Regions from separate parts of the Homo sapiens genome. Here region 2 is linked to region 1. A link is a loop called in an ENCODE intact Hi-C map of the cell type or tissue named here. Cell type or tissue: gastrocnemius medialis. All regions are shown on one strand.

The links. A loop is a pair of places that touch in the nucleus more often than their neighbours do. Peaks named below come from ENCODE experiments on the same cell type or tissue, not always from the same donor. Only the 100,000 strongest peaks of a DNase experiment are listed, where the experiment ranks them.
Region 2: a loop joins it to region 1, with 3 times the contacts of the local background. A loop is called at or near these places in 21 of 110 quality-filtered maps.

What each region holds. Positions count from the first base shown.
Region 1 is chr15:71,328,294-71,330,793 of GRCh38, forward strand. The region is part of intron 6 of THSD4 (thrombospondin type 1 domain containing 4); the gene reads left to right. Among named protein-coding and RNA genes, the nearest start is that of THSD4-AS1, 140 kb to the left of the region's middle. In gastrocnemius medialis, no CTCF peak of the experiment used is centred here; a DNase peak (open chromatin) is centred at 1,358; H3K27ac peaks cover 1,898 bases.
Region 2 is chr15:71,124,849-71,127,348 of GRCh38, forward strand. The region is part of intron 1 of THSD4 (thrombospondin type 1 domain containing 4); the gene reads left to right. Among named protein-coding and RNA genes, the nearest start is that of CT62, 11 kb to the left of the region's middle. In gastrocnemius medialis, a CTCF peak has its summit at 1,401; no DNase peak of the experiment used is centred here; H3K27ac peaks cover 2,268 bases.

The sequences.
Region 1 (2,500 bases):
CCTTTTATCTAATTCCTAGAAGACATCGATTGCTGCATAGCTTGGTGGGTGAAGAATGGAAAAGCACAATCTCACTTTATTTTGCTGGTGGCTTTGCCCTCCCTTTCCTACAAGCAGTCATTCAGGCCTAATGGTTCTGTTCCTCCTAATTATTCATTTGTTCATTCGTTCATTAATTCATTCAGTCTGCCATTCAATATATATTTATCAAGCATCCACTATGTTCCAGGTGCGATTCCAGGCTTCAGAGATAGAACAGTGAATCAAACTGATAATGCCCCCCTCTCCAGGAGCCAGCATTCTAGCGAGAGAGAATGACTTGCTGAATTGTTTCAGTTGGAACTTTTTTTAGACTCTGAACCTTGGAAAAAGTCCACTTTCCATGGGCTTATTAAATGTGCTGAATCAGACAGTTGGTGCTGTTTACTAGAGATCAGGGTTCAACCAGCTTTAGCTGCATGACCCAGAACATTTGATTTTATGATTTACAAAATAAAAAGTTATGGCCCTCTGCAGATGTCCCATCTAATTTGCTCATTGTGTTCCTTAGAGGCAATGTGGTATTGTGAAAAAAGCAAGACCAAGCTTTGCGGTTCAAGTGGCCCGTGCTTGCTGGGCCTCAGTTTCCTGATCTGTAGAATGAGGCTGGATAAATCTAAGTTTCTCTCCAACTCTACAGTCTGATGGTTCTAGTACTACAAGATCAAGATTTTTTTCCTAAAGAGCCATTTGTCTTATTTTAGCTTCAAGCCAAGCCAGGGCATCTGAGAAATACCAAGCCTCCGTTGTGATGTGTCGCCATGAAAATGTTGGCTGCCCTCTGGATGCAAGTCTGCTTGTGCTGTGCTGTGGCTCAGAGTTAAATTTAGATAAAAATCAGTTAGGAGCTAAGAATATTCCCAGCTTTCCTGACAGGTTGTATCCATCATTATGGGAGGAAAAACAAGGAACTGGCTGCCTGGCGACAGGGAGCGGGCCAGGCTGAGTGTGAGGTCAGGCCTCGGCTGGAATCTCACGGACTTGAAAGGACAGAGACGTTTCCTGAGATGTCTGCGGCAGAATGTGGGAGGCTTCAGCCTGAGGAAAGTTCAAGTTGGAGAGAAAGGTTGCCAGACCTTTGAGTGACCCACACTGCTTATAACTTCTAGAAGGTTCTTTTAGGGAAACCTGCTTAGAATGAAACCCTGAAACGTCCTTTGCTGCCTCCTTAACAACTTGCATTAGAGAGTTTCTTCAGCCAAAAGGCGAATGTCTGTTGAGTGGAAAGGAGAGGACGGAGTCGATGTTGTCCCCTGTGAGATGTCATGTCTCAGGCAGTATGCTGGACATTCCCGAGACGCCAGCTCTGCTCAGGTGACTTGTGTGCCCTGCCCTTGTAAGCCTCGAATTACTCATCGTGAAATTGAGGTCAAGCCACTCACTCACAGACAGGGCTGTGGTAACAATAAAATGAAGGGTGCTTAGCACATTGAAAATAACTCAGGCAGTGTTCCATTATTGCTATGGGCTGGGCGTGGTGGCTCACGCCTATAATCCCAGCACTTTAGGAGGCCAAGGTGGGTGAATCTCTTGAGCCCATGAGTTTGAGACCAGCCTGGGCAACATGGTGAAACTTCATCTGTACAAAAAATAAAAAATTAGGCAGGCATAGTGGCACGTGCCTGTGGTCCCAGCAACTAGGGAGGATGAAGTGGGAGGATTGCTTGAGCCTGGGAGGTCGAGGCTGCGGTGAGCTGTGATAGCACCATTGCACAATCTAAACTGGGCCACAGAGCAAGACCTCGTCTCCAAAGGAAAAAAAAAAAAAAGACCACCATGATTGTTCTAGTATTGTTTATTGTTGTGCCCTCCTGGGCCAAACGAGGAGGGGTGGGAGCTGCCCTGGGTGTGCCTATGAGGAGGGCCTTGTGGTCTTGTGGAGTCACTCAGATGTGCTTTCAATCTGAGCTCCCCCACTTCCTAGCTATAGGACCTTTGTTAAATTCATCTTTGAGTCTCAGTCCCCACTCCTCAGAAATGGGTATGACATGTACTTTCTAAAGCTATTCTAAGAATGGCATGCAGTTGTCATTAATTAAAACACGCAGCACACGGTAGGTATTCAACAAACATGGGGAATTGTGTATCATCGTCAGTAGAGGATGCTCTCAAATTACACTAACTCTGCTAAAATCCAGGCCAGGATTGTGATTCGTTGGGAAGCCTTGGGGAAGTTGCTTCGCCATTCTGAACTTCAGTTTCTTCTTCTGTAAAATGGAAGTAATAACAATAGTATCAGCTTTCTATAGTTACTATGAGGATTAGATGACATAAGGCATGTAAATCCATTAGCAGTGTCTGGCATGCAGTAAACCCCTCAATAACTGTTAGCGCTTTCCTTCCTGCCCCTCTCAATTCTTCCAGGACCCAGGTGAAGAGAACAGTCCTATGCTTTGTTCCTTCTGATGTACAATACTGTCATATAAACCCACTCATTTTTTTCTCACTTTCTCTCTCTGCC
Region 2 (2,500 bases), 200 kb before region 1:
CCTGGGCAACAAAGTGAGACTCCATCTCTACAAAACATCAAACTATTAGCCAGGCATGGTGGTGTGCACCTGTGGTCCCAGCTGGTGGTGTGCACCTGTGGTCCCAGCTACATATATGGGAGGCTAAAGTAGGAGAATTGCTTGAGCCCAGGAGTTTTGAGGCTGCAGTGAGCCATGTTCATGCAACTGCAATCCAACCTGGGTGACAGAGTGAGACCCAGCCAGAAAGAGAAGAGAAGAGGAGAGAAGGTGAAGAGGAAGGGGAAAGGGAAGGAGAAAGGAAGGCAAGGAAAGGGAAAGGAAAAGAAAAGAGAAAAGAGAAGAAAAGAAAAAATTTTATACCCTACACTGGTTTATTATTGTGTACTCTCCTGGAGTCCAGCAGCTCTGCCTGACTCCCAACAGCCTGCTGGCTGGAGTTTGGAACTTGATTCTAGCTGGAATTTTTTTATTGTAAAAGGCAGGCGAGAGCATAGACGGAGCACCAAGGCTTGTGTCTGGCACACAGTGAATGTGGAATAAACTTTTGCTCCCTCTTTTCCCTTTTCTTTCCTCCTCACTCAAAAGTTCTGTATATTTGGTCAGATCCAAAACATGCTGAGCCTCTTTGAAATTGTTACTTTGGTTCTTTCCACATGCAATAAAGTCACTAACCTTTTTAAATGGAAACAAAAACAAAGACTGTTAGAAAGCAGAGTTTCCCCTCCCGGGTCACCAGCTTTCCCTTACTGGAGAATAAGCAGGGCTGTGCTGAGACCGCGGCTGGCCAGCCAGGGCCAGAGGGAGGCCCCAGGTCCGAAGAAGGCGCCTCCAGCTGGGTGCAGACCCAGCTCTCCAGTCAGGAGGGGGGCGCCAGGCCTGCTGGCTGCTCCTGGGTGTATCTTGGTTTCAGAGATTCCAACAGTAGGAAAGCCAGAACCTCTCCAGATGGAAGACCACCAGCCCCGAAGGTGACTGTGGTGCTGTGGTTCTTGGCTCGGGAACATGTTTTTGCTGTGTATGTTGGATGGGAGACCCGTCTTAAGTAGACGTGTGTTTGTGTTGTTTAGGGGGTGGTGGCGCACAGCCACATGTGCTTTCTGGCCTGGGGTCTGGCAGGATGTGAAGGGAGGCAGCCGCTCGCTGTCCTTTGGCTGGTGAGATCTTTCATTATTCTGTTGGGCAGGGGGCTGGCATTCTTCCTGTGTGTTTGGTTTAGAAGCGAGTGGTCTTGCAGCCAAGGGCATGGGCGTTGAGCCCCAGCTTTGTCACTAACTTGTTTGACGTCCAGCAATCCATTTCCATCTCCGGGACACTAATTCTTCATTCCTACTGGCGTGGTCAGAGGAGGCCTAGTGGACAGTCAGGGCTCTTACCACCACCCAGCAGTAACGAAGCCATGCATCCCTCTGAGCCTCCCTGCTGTGGTACCAGCACAGGCCACAGGAGGCTCTCCTGCCCCTCCAAGCCAGGGACATGTCATTGGGGACCTGGTGGGGAGCTGGAACTCCCACCTCTACCCAGAAGCAATGACGACTCCCCTTTCCCCCTCGGGTGTTACTAGAGGCCAAGTGGGGAACCTGGCCTTCTGTTCCCACGTGGCCATCATGTTGGGGGCCCCCTTCCTTGCTGGAGCAGTGTCAGAAGAAGCCAGGGAATAGGGAAAGTTTAAATAAGATCTAGCACCTCATACCATAATACCTAAAATGTCCAGGTTTCAATGGAAAATCACTCATCACACTGAGAACCAGGAAGATCTCACACTGAATGAAAAAGACAATCAGTTGATGCCAGCACTGAGTTGACAGAGATGTGGGAATATCTCACAAAGACTTTGAAGCGGCCATCATAAAAATGCCTCAAGGAGCAATTATGACCATGCCTGAGGCAAATAAAGAAAATATAAATGAGAAGTCTCAGCAAAGAAATAGAAGAATCAAATGGAAATTTTATTTTCAAAAAATTGTAAAACATTTTATTGTAGATTGACAATTTATAACTGCATTATATTATGGGGCACAAAGTGATGCTATGATTTATGAATACAATGTGGAATAATGAAATCAACCTAACATATTCCTCACCTCAAATACTTATCATTTTTTGTAGTGAGAATATCTGAAATTTACTCTTAGGAAGTTTGAAATGTACAAAATACTGCTATTAACTATTTTCACTGCACTATGCAATAGATCTCAAAAAAGGCTTATTCCTCCTGTCTGAGTCTCTCTACCCTTTAACCATAACCTCACCATTGCCCCCACCCTCCAGCCTCTGTAGCTACCATTCTACTCTTTGCTTCTGTGAGTTTGATGTTTTAGATTCCACATATAAGTAAAAACATGTGGTATTTGTCTTTCTGTGCCTGGCTTATTTCATTTAGCTTAATGTCCTGCAGGTTCATCCATGTTGTAGCATGTAGGATTTTCTTCCTTTTTAAGGTTGAATAATGTCCCATCATATGCATAGGTATACCATGTTCATCTGTTGATGGACACATAGATTGATTCCATGACTTGGC